Linked DNA regions of Homo sapiens: region 1 is linked to region 2. A link is a contact called in ENCODE Hi-C or POLR2A ChIA-PET data. All regions are on one chromosome and are shown on one strand. Each heading gives the region's core, a stretch centred on a gene start or an enhancer-like site at or near the end of the contact. The rest is flanking DNA. Distances are from core to core; before and after follow the strand shown. Region 1 has its middle 5.6 kb from the start of DCTD. Region 2 overlaps TENM3 (teneurin transmembrane protein 3).

Region 1 (7,638 bases), core at 3,176-5,675, 320 kb after region 2:
GAAAGTCCCTCATCTTAAAGATGACATCATTCATAATACAGGAAACCCTCCTGGTTCAGAGTTTCACAACTTGAGGTTTCAAATATTGTACACCAATAGTGAAGCCACGCGGCCAAAGGGGGGAGAAATATATTCCTTGGTATGTCTTTCTCATTAACACCTTGTAACTCCAAGTGTGACTGTAGGTGTTAAATCTCTCTTGCTAATACCTTGTATTTGGGCTTATAATTGAGGATCTTTCTCCACCTACTACAGATACAGAGGTTAGGTATGTGTTCAGCCCTATCTAGATTGGCCTTCCTTGAGGGCCTCACACAGGTTGAACCCAATCAGCACATTCCTAAGGACTACTGTCTTGGCCCTTTTGTTTATGGGGTTTCGTGCTATCTATGTCTAGTCTAGAGCATAACCTGGAATATATTAATATTTCAGTGTGCCTTAGGTAGGGGATCCCGATTAAAAACAGAAGTCAAGGTAAGACTCTTCCAGGGCTGCCTCAGAAGAGGGGTTGATGGCATTTGCAAATGTCTGCCGTACCGAGATACTACCTGCCCCTCCTTCCACCTCCTCTGCCTGCCAAGGTAAGGATGAGACCTGTGACTGGGGAAACAGAGGCAAGGAGTCAGGAAGGTGGCCAATCTGTCCATCAAGTTTGTCATGAGAGAAAGAGCACCGGCCTTGGAGTCAGACCAGACTTTGAACCCTACTCCCACTTCTTACAACCCGAGTAACCTTGAGAAGCTACTTCCATTCTTGGAGTCTCTGTAAAATCAACAATATTCATTTTTTATTAATTCCCTGCTATGTGCTAAGTGCTGTAAATACCATGATGGATACTATAAGCCAGTTCTTGCCCTCACATTCCCCTCTCCGCAAATAAACACAGAAAAAAATGAACCTTATTGCTGGCCCAGTGAACATAGTAAATGTTGTTATAAACTGCCTGTTGTTCTTAATTTGGTGGTTGTCAGTCAGGACCAAAAACTCCTTTGCATAACAACTGCACTTAGAGGCAAAGTGCCACTTTGACTGGTTTTCAAAGGAATAATTGTTTATGTTTCCATGCTAAAGTGCAAACTAGAGAAAACTCTTTTTAAATCTTAAGTAAGGGATGACTGTAAGTCTGCTAAACCACAAAAAAGTCACAATGAAAATTCTAGAAAAAAATAAATATGTGGTCTTATCAATACAGTACAGGTTGAGCATCCCTAACCTGAAAATTCAAAATCCAAAATGCTCTAAGATCTGAAACTTTTTGAGTGCTGACACTCCCACAAGTGGGAAATTCACACCTGACCTCATGTGATAGGTGCACAAAATTATGAAAAATATCCTGTCAAACTACTTCCAGGCTATGTATGTAAGGTGTATATTAAACATAAATATATATTGTGTTTAGATTTGGGTCCCATCCCCAGGACACCTCATTACATATATGCACATATTCCCAAATCTGAAAAAATCCAAAACCTGAAACACTTCTGGTCCTAAGCATTTTGGAGAAGGGATATTCAACCTGTATATACATTTTCGTATGTATGTTAGAGCATGAGGTCAGTTGTTTGTGTTCCATGAAGGGCATACAGACTGCAAATTGACATGACAGAGCACTCCTATCAGAAAAAAAATCAGGATCCCTAAACAGCGTTTTTGTTATGAGTTGAAGCCACCAATTACTTTGTCATTATACATCTTCAAAATTACAATGAAGGGCCGGGTTTGTTGTAATGAACTCACTCCTGTAATCCCAGCAAAGTGGCAGGCCAAGGTGGGAGGATCGCTTGAGCCCAGGAATTTGAGACCAGCCTGGGCTATGCAAGACCCAGTCTCTGCAAAAAAAAAAAAAAAAAAAAGTTTTAAATGAGCCAAGCATGGTGGTGCATGCCTGTAGTCCCAGCTGCTCAGGAGGCTGAGGAGGGAAGATTGCTCGAGCCTAGAAGGTTGAGGCTGTAGTGAGCTGTGACTGCACCACTGCACTCCAGCTTGAGTGACAGAGGGAGACCCCATCTCAAAAAAAAAAAAATCTTTTTTTTCAATGAAGATCAATAAGGAAATGTTAACATGGCATATGCACAAAGCTGGGTGTTTTGCCGTTTTTTATTAATAAATATTTGTTGACTAAATAAATGAGTTAATAGAAAATCATTGTTCTATGCCAAATTGTTTGGAGCATCTAACTCATAGAGAGAAGTCTTTGTCTGTGAACTCTGGTTCTACTTCCCTATCCGCCTCCTTTTTCTCCTTGCAATTCATAGACCTGGAGAGACATTTGATAAGTGAGACATTGGGGCTGGTGGGTCAGGGAAACAAGAGTGAACAGTATCATTTTAAGGAGGCATGGATCTCAGTCCTAGGATTTGGGGCTTGGCCTGAAAATGACCATCTCTCGTACAGCAGAGCTGAAGGCGGAGGGGAAGGCTGTCTCCTCTTTCCTGGTGTGATGCCTCTCCCCATGACTTCTTTGCTTCTACAGAGCTGAACTTGTAGCCTCTTTCATACACAACTGGTTGAAGTGGATGGAAATTACATGTCTTATTGCTTCTTAAAAGAAAAAAAAACATATTAAATCTAAAAGAAATGGGCAATTTTCTCGTACCACTTTCTATTTCTGTGTAAGTTACCAAGTGCCAATCATTCTTACTTTTTAAAATTCACATTTGTCAAGCAGCATGTAAGCTTTCAGTGTTGTACAAGAAAAGATAATGCTTCATGTGGAACAGTCACTTACGCTATTCTGTGAAAGTGCCTAACCTGAAGAGAATGTATCAGATTGTTGGCTTTATAGAAATGTTAATGATTTCATTAAATTACACCCTCTACGCTGGGGTCACCAAGGAACCTCCTAAAGGGTAATCAACAAGGTATTACGGTTCTGGATATAGAATTCTTTATTGACATCAGAGTCACCACTCATTTTGCAGTGTGTATTTTAACTGGTGTAGCAAGGTGAATGCCTAAGAACCATTGTAAATGAAAGTCCCTGTGAAATTGTAGTTGGGAGCTAATGGCCATCATAACCTGCCTGACGTGTTGCGCCTTCCCTCAGCTAACTGGAAAGCTCACTGGGTGTGAACCTCTGAAAGGAGAAGGCGCGAATCAAATTAACATTTTAGTATTGTGGCACACCATGTATGTGTATATTGAAGATAACACCTGTGATCCTACCACAACAACAATCTGTTGTTAATGCCATGAGGGAAAAAGTCATCTTCCACAGTCAGGAGCAAACAAAATAAGGGAGGAACCCTATCCTATGTGAATGACTGTTGACACTGTTCACAGTAAGCAATTCAAAGCTTTGATTCAAGAGCTGACAGAGAGCAACAAGGCAGTACCGAGGCCAGAGTTCTCCAAAGGCCCCATTTCTGATGAACCTCTGTCTGCTGCAGTGTTTGATAGACAACTTGAAGTGATACAAGGTAGGGAGCTCTCAGCCATGAAGCATGATCCTAGTAATGCTATCTTCAAATTAGCCCTGGATTGAGTTAAATATCAACCAAAGGGAGTGGAACGGCCCTCATGAAATCATCCCTAAGAGAATGAGAGAGATCTAATAGTGTGGTGGTTACAGTAACCACTAACCTGCAAGAAAAATCGATATCTACACTGTGTTAGAATCACACCAAGGGCTCCTGGAGCCGAGCCATTTCAGTGAAGAATAAACCAGGATTCATTAGAGTAGAAAGTCAGAATGTGGTAGGAGGTCAAACATAAATACACCCCGGGCTGTTTCGTCTGCAAACCCAAGAAGATGGTCTTCTTTCAGGATCCGAGCATTTTTTAAAAGCATGGAATTTACAGAGCTGGGAAGTGACCTTAGCAATCATTGAGTCCAGCCCCTTCTTTTTACAGATGAGGAAATAGTGGCCCAGAAAGATGACTTGGCTCGCTCCCATTCACACGGCTGCTCTGGTGAGATTTCCTCATGCCACACTGCTCATGTCCAGCTTTGCAGTCCATGAATCAAAACACAACTGTTTATTGAGCCTCTCTGTGGAAGGCACTCTGCCAAGCTTTCGAGGGGCGTAAAGAAAGCCGCATCAGTCTTCTCCCTCTCTTTGCCGGAGAGAAGATCAAACTACATAATAGGTTACCCAAGATTCAGTGGTTAAGTGGCGATGTAAGACAACAATAAAAGAGAGCTGTCCCAAAGCAGAATATGATTGTGTGTGTGTGTGTGTGTGTGTGTGTGTGTGTGTGTCTTCTACCTAAAAAAGCCCCTTCTTCCCACCTAGGAAGTAGGTTATAAAGGCAGGGGTTTTCCTGTTCCCTTTATTATTACTTCCACTTAGCACAATATTCAGTTGTGTTTATACCCCAGTTTCTGTTTTGGAAGGAGTGCGAGATACACTCGCTGCAAGGAATGGGAGCCTGCATATGGAGCGAGAGCTCAGGCAGAATTACTAGCATCGCAGCCTTAAGTATGAGAGGTTGCCCTAACCGGAGCCTTGCACTAGCTAGGGAGAAGACTCCATCTGTATTGGTTTCTGGAACAAAGCCCAGACAAGGCAGAGTCAGTGCCATTTCTTTGCATTCACTAAATATTAAATGTTCATATGTCCTTAACAAAATTGTAGCCCCCAAGAACCATGGAATTTCAGTCAAAGAAACATGCATACATGCACATGTAGATAATCTTTCTGCTTTGTACTATTCGACCCGTGTTGAAATCCCAGGGATAACATTGCCTTTCAGATAAAGTTTGACCATCATATTACCCACACACAAAAAAGCATCACATGAAATAAAGAAACAGGAGCATGTGGTACACCCTCCAGGACTGGAGAAGAAGGTGGCTTGGTCTGGGTTAGAGACTGATAGCTAAAAACTAAGTCTGGCTGCTGAAAACTAGCCATATCTACTCAATAATGCACATGTCCCCATGGAAACTCCTTATCTTGCCTTCCACTCCGTTAAGTTTTCATATTCATGGCTCCCTGTGAAACCTAGAGAAGTATATTTCTTGAAAGTCTTGGTTAGTAGCCTGTTCACTTCCTTGCTATTCTCATGGCAAAGTACCAACGACGTGTGTCGGCAAAGAGCGAGATAGTGAGTTTACATTTTAGAGTGTAATTTCCTTATGAAGCCATCCGTTTTGTTTGTAACAGTCTGACCGTTCTAACCAGCTTCTAGGAGCCAGGCGCCAGGACAGAGGAAAAGAACTTCATTTTATTAAAATGGTGGCAAATTCGATTAGCGATTTCAGTGGCACATTAAGCAGGTTATTATTAGACAGAACTGACATTTCACATGCAGGCATATTCTTTACTTGAAAGTCAAGTGTCATTCAAAAGAGGGAGAAATTATTTAGGATTTTTGAAAACCTCAAAGAAATCCCCTGAAAACCTCTCCTTATAAATGCCTCCACCTGTTGAGGAGTCAGGGCTAGAACTGATGACTTTGATTTCTCCTTGATGCAAACAATGATACCAGAATGGAATGGCTCTGGGGAGTGCTCATAAGCAGTGGTCAGGAAAGTGGATTCTCCTTCTACATCCGTAGCTGGACCCCAGTGCTGACGGGCCTCGCCGAAGGGCGGTGTGATTCATTCACAGGGCACACCACAGAGAACTGCCCCTTCCTCCATCCAAACAGAATCATCCTCCTGCTGTATATACAGATATTGCAGCAGTCACTGAGATACTTGAAGAGTTTTTCACTGCGTCTGCCTTTGGAGGTACACATTTGGCTCGGCAGAAGCTAAACATTTTTAAGAGCACAGTAAGAAATAGGCCAGAAAACATGAAAGCTTTATAGCTTTTTAGAAAACTTGATGGTCTTGCTGGTACAGCTCCCTATGATATGGTTCAGTTGTAATAGCAATGGAAAGTGTATCAGTGCAAGCTGCTGATGAAACATCAGAAAATGTAGCCAAGGGTCTTTTAAACACATTCAAGAACTGTTCTTTTGAACTGTGCCTCTTAGCCTTGGAAAACCTCTTCAAGATTTTAAACAGGGCCCCTGGATGAACTATAGAGTGAGAACCTGAAATTATCTTGTGCACTGGAATCAATATCAAGCAATATTTTCTCTTTGAGAGAAATTCAATCTGACAGAAGGGAGTAGGAGCAATAAGGAAACTGGGACCCTGGCTGAAATGCTTGCCTGAGAAACACGCGGCAAAGCAGTACAAATTAGGTGATGTCACTAAAGTCAGAAAACCATAGTGACAGAATAAAATGTTATCTGAGCTTCAGAATACTTCATTATCACTACCACAGGTCACTAAGCTTCACAAAATGCATCCATCAGCCTTGATAGCCATTTGGAGGCCGCCGCTGGTAGCTAGATGGCGCAGCAGCGGAACACAGCCCCTCCACCTCAGGAGACCAGGGTGCAGCAGAGGCCTGGGCGCACAGAGCAAAGTTTGTTAGTCTCAAAGTGCTCTCTAGTGGCCATATGAACATAAAATTATCTGAAGCAGGGAGTCACTTGGGGAGAGGATTTAGAATTAAAGGGCTGTTGCCGAGCCTGTAATCCCAGCTATTCCAGAGGCCGAAGAGAGAGGATTGCTTGAGCCCAGGAGTTCGAGACCAGCCTGGGCAACACAGCGAGACCCTACCTCTAAAAAGTTCAATTTTTTTTTTAAAGATTAATTTTGGAAAGCAAGGTAGAGTCGCTTTCCACTGCAATCTACATCTCCTGGATCTGGGGGAACAGTTTATGAGCAACTTGCCTTTCCCAACTATTGTGCTGCTACCCATAAAACACTTATAAATTATTAAACTCAGCTGTGTGATTTCTAGACTGGATATTAGAGGTTTCTCAAATTCATGGGGAAGCATTTAGGTTTAAATTCATCCTTGCAGATTTCTAGGAGTTTCATTCATGAAGGGTATTTCTGAGTAGACGGTGAGGTACATTTATCCTGTCCATCTGTGTGACATGCAGAAGCTCTGTGCTGTGATCCAAAGCCACCTTGGCTGTAAATGTAACTGTTTAGGGAATGTGATAAGAGCCAGCTGCTAAGCTTGGTGGGAGGAAATCATTTCTGAAGCACCCACATATTCCAGGTACAGTCTCTTATTTTATCACTAGTATTCATTCAATCCTCACAAAAACCTTCTGGTGTAGGAATCATTATCTCTCTTTTTTTTCTTTTGGCCCCCAGATAAGGCAGGGGTTTACAAACTTTACATGTAAAGGACCAGAGAGTAACGATTTTAGGCTTCGAGGGTCACACGGTCTCTGCGTCTCTGCAGTGTGTGTGCATCTACTCAATTCTGCTGTTGTAAAGAGCTGTCAAGGACATCAACAAATGAGAGTGGCTATAGCCAACCAAACTTTATTTATGGACTCTGAAATGTGAATTTCGTCTAATTTTCACATGCCTCAAAATATTGTTCTTTTCTTGGTTTCATTTCAACCATTTAACAATGTAAAAACCATCCTTCCCTCAAGGGCCATGCAAACATGGGCAGGGAGGCCGTGCAAACACAGTGGCCTGTGCCAGCCAAGGCAACAGTTAGTTGTCAAGTTTGCCGAGTCCTGTGATGAGGAACCAGAATCCCAGTTTGCAAGTCAGTACGTGGTGGCCTCAGTAGTCCAAACAGCTGACTGTGGCCCAGGTTGAACTGGGAGTCATCGGTGGACATCAGCCCTCCTCCTGCTATCCACCCTATGGTAATGCTTTTTTTT
Region 2 (7,385 bases), core at 4,864-7,363:
CTTGTTTAGTCATGCTATCAGCAATTTCTTGAAATGTACCTTAAAGACATCCATAGAGATTCTAGTCACATACACTGATGCTCTAATAAATTATATGAAACCTGAATAATAAATCTTTCATGAATTTTAAACTGTTAGTTTCTCTTTTTCTAACACAATGACAACTGTATGTGCCATTTCCTCAAAAGCGTATTTCAGTCTGAGATTTAGACAATCATAATTTTTCATGAACACCAAAGCAATAAACCAAGAAGGATTCCTGCAGTTTCTGGTATGGGAAATTTCAAGAAGACAGAGTTTCTATTTTTGAAGTTCCCCCATATCAGAAACTGCAAGGAAGTAGCGATATTTTCATATATTTAGGTATTATCTCTATCCCTCATTACAAGAGTGAGAAATTATTCATTGTTAAATTATATGATATGGAATATTAGGGATCATTAGAAACATGTAATATTACTGATGTTATATGCTATGAGAGGAGTTATTTTTATCATTGTACCCTGTAAAGAGGTTTGATAATATATATTAAAACAATTACATATTATGTATTCATTTCATGCAAACTGAATTACAATGTTAAACTGTGCTATTTGGCTTAACAATCACTGCTGGAGTTCACATCGTAGATGGAAGCTAGTACTTGTGTTTCCTATTCTTTGTTAATATGTGCATTTATATTAATAGCATGATTTAATACATCACTTTAAAATTATACTGCATTTTGAACTGCATTTAGTCCAAAATTGACATCTTATGTGTGTGGAACCATATCAGTTTAGCATTAAATTAAAGAGTCATCTATCTGTTTGGTAAAATGTAGTCTTCGTAAATTCTAGCACATCCAAAGCTAGGTAATGAGATGGAAAGTAGGTCTCAGATGTTACATTAATTTGTGAATTTTAACTTATGACGTATTAGCTTTACGGAATTTTCTAGCAGTTACAACACAGCATTCAAAACACAGTATTTATGTTTTGAAGTTGTCAGACTCTTTATGATTCTGGTTTAAAACAAAAATATTTGTATCACTGACATAGTGGCATGAGCCTATCTGGTCACCTATGACTTACTTCAGAATGTAGTTACACTGCTTACTGTGAAATTGGAAAATCTGTTCTGTGTGTGTTCTAATGGATGTGACGGTCATTAAGTATATGAGTCTTCTGACGTTGTAATCAGATGTGATTCAGTCTGTTAAGTACCCATGAAACAACATCTGCTTCACAGAGTGACCTTCTGCTAAAGAATACTTAGCATCTATTAGTAGATCATAGTGCAGATCTGCCTTATTTGAAATGCACTAAACAAGAGTAGTCTACTGCTGTTTAGCAACTAGCTTGTAATAATTTATTGCAGTTAAATAAAGCTTAAAAAAACTCCATTAAATAATTATAGGGATTATATGCATTTTGAAAACCTTTGTGTTCTACTGAAATTACCCATTTAATTTCAGGGTTGGTTTGTTAAAAAAAGCTGAAATCTGAAGGCACATTAGAGGAGCTGTCAGATGCTGTTTTCTGTAGGTGTTAATAAAACCAGATGAAAAAAAAATCTGAAACAAATTAAAACCAAAAGCAATTTTGCCATCTGTTGTGTATTAATTAGAACTTTGTGTATCAAGGGTAAACTTGCTCTTAGAGAATGTCACTGAACACCCACTTAATAGAATAATATGCAAATTTATTAGGTTATGGATTTATATGCAGTTTTTAATTCTAATTCATCTGCAGTGGATCCCCAAGAAATTGGTAGTGTGTATATACATATATATATATATAATGAGTTCTCTTTCTTTTTTTTTTTTTTTTTTTTTTTCAGAGCAACCTGCAAGCAATCAAGGCCAGTCTACCCTGCAGCCCTTGCCGCCTTCCCATAAGCAGCACTCTGCACAGCATCATCCATCCATCACTTCTCTCAACAGAAACTCCCTGACCAATAGAAGGAACCAGAGTCCGGCCCCGCCGGCTGCTTTGCCCGCCGAGCTGCAAACCACACCCGAGTCCGTCCAGCTGCAGGACAGCTGGGTCCTTGGCAGTAATGTACCACTGGAAAGCAGGTAACATCTAAAATTTCAAAATAAGCTAGCCCAACCCTTTTCTCACCAGGAGCAATTTACTATACTTACATATTCTGGTGTGGTGTTTTGGGGTTTTGTTGTTGTTGTGTTTTCTTTTTTCTTCTCTAAGAAGCAGTTCCAGATTGTTGTGATTTTTTTAGTTGCTGGGTCAGTGAATGTGCCTATTCTTTTCACACAGTTTGTTGCCTACAAGAGATGAGAATAAATTACTTCAGTGAAACTTTCCCTTACCACTGTTTGTTTTTTTCTTATCTACAAATTATCAGGCATGTGGAGAAAAGGACAGAGATGTAAAATGTTATTCTCAGTTGCATGTAGTTTGATTCAGTGGACATGTCTGGCATCTTCTTGGTTCTAGACCTCTGTACTTTCTCAGACTATATTTTGTTCATTACATCATATATTCATAGTGGAGCCCCACTATGAATATAACACTTAAGCACAAATCAGATGACAGTTTGTTAAGGATATTGTAGTTTCTTGCAGTATGAGGGAGATAGGACCTACTCTCTAAAGTTCCTTGCAGGATTATTTCCTAAGACAATCCATTCATCCTGACACAGTTCTATTAGGAAGTTTTTCCCTACAATGAACTGAAATCTCCATCCCTGAAACTTCCATCCTCTGACTGTAACCGTACAACTAGTAGTCTGCAACTATACAAAACAATTTTGCCCTGATTCATACATGATGGCCCATGAGCTTCTCAGTCTTCTAGAGGCTTCAGCAGTTTAATGGTCCTTCTCTGTACACATAGCATAGTGTTTCATTAAGGTTCAAAGTTAGGACTTCTCGCAAAGGCTGGCTGACAAGTGGTAAACTGCTCATACAAAAGTATGATCAGCGAAAGCTGTTTTGAGCTAATCCATTTCATTATTCAGGATCTCCTGGCATATAAAATTTCGCCTTCTTTCTTTGGACAGGAGCGTAACAGTCACTGTCTCCTTGTAATTATGTATTGCACAACCAACAGTGGTGTCTTACCTTATTGGTCTTCTGTTGGCAGCTTTGCGGGGAGGTTCCCCCAACATTCCTCTTATTCTTTATTTCTTCTCTGCCCCAGGGTTTCCGTTAGGCTTGGAGAAAAAGAGTTATCACCATAGAAAAGCCAGAAAATAGAGAGCTCTTGACGCCTTGAGAGACTGTCCCCCAAAATGTCCTGCCCTAGAGCTTCCGGTTAACATTAGGATTTAAATTAGCTTCTGGGTGAACAAAGTGTCTCACAATGAATACATTGCTATTTCTCACCATTAGGTATATGGTCTCAACCCATTCTGCCTTGAGGATGAGCTAGCAGGAGGTCCCCACAGTTAGTTGTCAACAATGAAAGTCTTTCTGTGTTTTCTTTTACTCTTGACCTAAGAACAAGGTTCTAAAGAACTCTTATCTTTTTATCCATATCAGCCACGAGTAGTTGAGTTTTATTGTTTATTTTGTATTATTGAACATTCTTCTGGGAGAAATTAGGAAGAGAAAGAACAGGAAAAATAGGCAAACAGCAGATTTCTCTTCACTTAAGACACAGTCATGTATACGGATTTTTTTTTCCTGAGGTTATTAGCACAGACGTAAATTTACCCAGTGTAATTAATTAGCACACACTGAACAGCTAATCAACACCGATTCACTATTGTCATTTGGAAAAAATTTATTAGGAAAAAAGTAATTTTCCAGTTGAGTCATCAGATTGAATATGGATATTACATTGTAGTTGACAATAATTGTTTTGACAAATATTTATGAAATATGTCAAATTAAATCCTCAGAAACGTGTTTAATTTTAGTGATGTTATAAAACACAAAAGCCTCAAAAACTGTCAGTAGGAGAGTTAGCATTCCGTGAAACCATGTCTTCCAGTGAATTTGGAATAATTTTGAGAAGAGTAAGATGCGTTCTTGTTATTCGTCTTATTGCACTGGAAATTTTGATTGATGAGACTTTAAAGAAAGAAAGTAGTTGGTTAGAAGAAAATCCACTGTAGCCATATGTGAAATTGTAGCTGGTTTCTCTATATTCAGACCATATAAGAAATCACTCCCATGGTGAGTAGTTACTGAGATTTTCTTCCATTTCAAAGTAATGCCATTAATGAATCATCAATGGAATTAATATTATACAGTTTTATGAGTTTCAGGGAGGAAATCAACCGCTGATATGATCTCACTAATAAATATACAGAATAATTAATCTAAAAATTTGTTGTTACACTAACAAATTTTAATCTGCAGTATAGTTTTGTTGTTTTCTCGTTATCCAAAGTTCACATCTTACAGTGTCGCTAATCAAAAGAAATGATATTTCAACTTGCAGTACTCAGTGAGTGAAGCTAAGCAGTGATGTGAAAATCTCACACTGTACCGACACAGTACTACTGTGGTTTCTTTAATAGTCTCACTTGGTTGGAACTCTGGAGGTGAAGAACCAGTCTTATTTATCATTGATTTTTCCTTCTTTTAGTTAAGGTTCCCTATTGAGTATGATTCTCAGACTCAGTTTCAGCTATATTAACAACTTTATCCAGACTTGTGTCTGCCTTTAACTATTTTTTAATCTAGTGTATTGTTTCATCTTTGGCAATTATTTATATATATATATATATATACACACACACACCGATTTTGCTAATTCTCACTTTTTCTGAAACTGCCACTTAAAGGTTATAAGCTATGAAGTTTAAAATTCAGTTACGAATAAATAAGAATCTCTATATTTTTCTCTTAGTTCCTCCCCCTTTTCTCTTTTCAGCACAAATTGATAGTAATTGGTTACAAAATGGCATGTAATAACCCTTGAAAATCTCAGTGATTTGTAGACTTACAGTTTATGTGAATTGCTGGAAAAGGCATAAAAGGATTTTCTACTTTGTCCTATATGTTTCAGTATAGCTATCATTTTGATTTATTCAAAAGCATTCTTTTTCACCAGGCAGTTTCTTGCTTCCATAAAAATGTTTATTTCCTTTCTCTAATGAATTTAACATTTGCTCCTGCTGGAGACAATCAATGTGACTGTGTACTGTACATTCCCACTCAGTGAATAGAATACTTCTGGTCTATAATCTCCAGTGACTTTCAGATCTCCTAGAGTCACACTGAGATCCAAAAATGCCTTTGCAGTTCATAAGCATCTCCTTATTATGTCATCATTTCCTATTAACAATCGGTCCCTATGTATAATACCAAGTGCTTGCTTACAATTTTCCTGAAAATTCCTTTTCTTTGAGCTCACTATTTGTTATACTTTGGATTATTCACTTTTAGGGCATTGGAGAGCCTATAGCTTGCCCTTTGTTTATTTTATACTTCAGCTGCTTCAGTATGTAATAATAGCTGCTACAAGAATACAGAGCAGCTGAGCAAACGCTTAGAATTGGCCCAGTACAGCAGCAGCACTTAAAGGTATGGTACAGTAACTCTCATTGAGAAGCCTTGTCCTTCAGCAACTGTAAAGTTAATTGCCTGCAAGTTCCTCATTTATATACGTGAATTAAACAGCTTAGTAGTTACCTATTAGATGTTAACAAAACGGTTCATTTGTAGCCATTTAATAAAAGATTTATTAAAGTCTTGTTTTATTATGAAGCCTACTTTGGCATGGATAGTTCATTAGTTATGTTCCCATAGCTTTTTACCTTCTAGTTCAGTAATGCTTTGCTAATTATTAATGTATGAAATTGCATATTAAATTGCCTCTTTATTAGTGCATTTTTTATTTCAATATTGAGATGTCTTGAGCCGCATTAATGTGAGATCAATTGTTAACGTCGTTAAAAAAACAGAATACCTAAACAGAGATATTGTTTACTAAACTAAGATATGATACTTTTTTCTCTTTTTATCTTCTTTAAAATGGTTGTAGGGAAGGTAAAAACAGTCATACACACACCGGGTCTGAGTCAGCCTTGCTGACGTGTGTCTGCATCCTATATGGGGTAGCTTTCCTGCCCCAGAGGAAACCTTTCCCAGCTGAAGAATTAACCTCCACCCACTTACTGATAACTAATAAACTACCATTAGTGAGGTAGTAAGTAGTGGAATCCTCCGTAATTAAAGATACAACTTCAAGTAAAATATGCCTGGGAAGGTAGCTCGATGACTAAGGTTGACTGACTGATGCTGATGCCATATGCTTTTGTTAAAGACAGCTTGGGGAGACACAGGGTACCTGTGGGGAAAAGGAATATTACTGAATATGGAAAAGAGGTCCAAAAATGAAGAACCTAAGGTTACTTAACAAAAATTTCAAAATTGGACCTGGGCCAATGGTAGGAAATTCTTAAAGTTTCACCATCATCATTTATTTAAAAAAAAAAAAAAAAGGGAAAGTCAACTTAAATTATATACTAATGAATAGTAAAAAATCACTTGGATTCTAAGTCTCTTAAAATATGGCACCTTTTATAACTTAGTATTTCTTAAGAGGACTAGGAAGGGATATTGTTTATTTGTGAGAATGGGAAGAAACATGAAGAGGGAGATATAAAGTTCAAGAATTTGCTGTGTGCTGTTAATATTTAAGGCCTATTTCAAGCCCTGGCTAAAAAAACCTTTGTCTCAGAGAGAGGAGGATAATTGAGGAAGCTATTGTAAGCTTAATTCAGTGCCTAAGCTCTGTGGTGACCATATAGTTCATTACTAAAGCCAGGACACTTGCAGAGTGAGAAGGGGCCATATCAACAGTTACCCTGGAATTGCAGCATAAACTGATAGCTGTACCAGGCAAAGAGGGACGTGTGATTACCACACTAAGTTTTATTTCCAAGAGTAAAGTTAATTTTAAGTCCAAATTTTCTTATGCCTTAGATAAATAAGAATAAGAAATCAAACGAGAAAGGCAGGTTGAATGCAGGTAAGGCTCCAGACTTGAACATTTCTAATAGTTTCTATTGCTAACTTAGAGCAAATATTTAAACTTTTATTGACCCCCTTCGCAGAAAAAGCTTCTATTGGCCTCCAAAATATGTAGCTCCTAAAATAATACTTAAAATATTTGTCTTAATTTTCTTCTCAGAGTTTCAAGAGAACACTTATCACAATATCAAGAGAACAAGAGGTAGCAGGCCGGGCGTGGTGGCTCACGCCTGTAATCCCAGCACTTTGGGAGGCCGAGGCGGGTGGATCACCTGAGGTCAGGAGTTTGAGACCAGCCTGGCCAACATGGTGAAACCCCGTCTCTACGAAAAATACAAAAATTAGCCAGGCGGGGTGGTGGGCACCTGTAATCTCAGCTACTTGGCAGGCTGAGGTGAGAGAATCTCTTGAACCCGGGAGGCAGTGGTTGCAGTGAGCCAAGATCTCACCACTG

What was found. Hi-C counts contacts between places; a loop is a spot of excess contacts on that map. ChIA-PET counts read pairs that join two places held with the same protein, here RNA polymerase II (POLR2A). Pooled maps may share reads with other maps.
Region 1: a pooled map shows a loop between it and region 2 (2.0-fold over the local background). The contact joins two enhancer-like sites. A Hi-C loop is called at or near these places in 1 of 168 maps with a recorded cell type or tissue (endothelial cell of umbilical vein) and 3 of 50 pooled maps. POLR2A ChIA-PET finds 5 or more read pairs at or near these places in 1 of 52 experiments (activated CD4-positive, alpha-beta T cell).

Annotation. Positions count from the first base shown.
Region 1 is chr4:182,919,131-182,926,768 of GRCh38, forward strand. No RefSeq gene overlaps it. Among named protein-coding and RNA genes, the nearest start is that of DCTD, 5.6 kb to the left of the region's middle. RefSeq lists an enhancer at 171-220 and a silencer at 6,233-6,435. Within about 2 kb of position 4,426, at least 3 of the 41 ENCODE cell types and tissues checked have a DNase peak (open chromatin) inside an H3K27ac peak, as active enhancers do.
Region 2 is chr4:182,599,103-182,606,487 of GRCh38, forward strand. It overlaps TENM3 (teneurin transmembrane protein 3), which reads left to right. Exons shown (of 28, transcript NM_001080477.4): 4 at 1,822-2,059. Among named protein-coding and RNA genes, the nearest start is that of DCTD, 310 kb to the right of the region's middle. Within about 2 kb of position 6,114, at least 2 of the 41 ENCODE cell types and tissues checked have a DNase peak (open chromatin) inside an H3K27ac peak, as active enhancers do.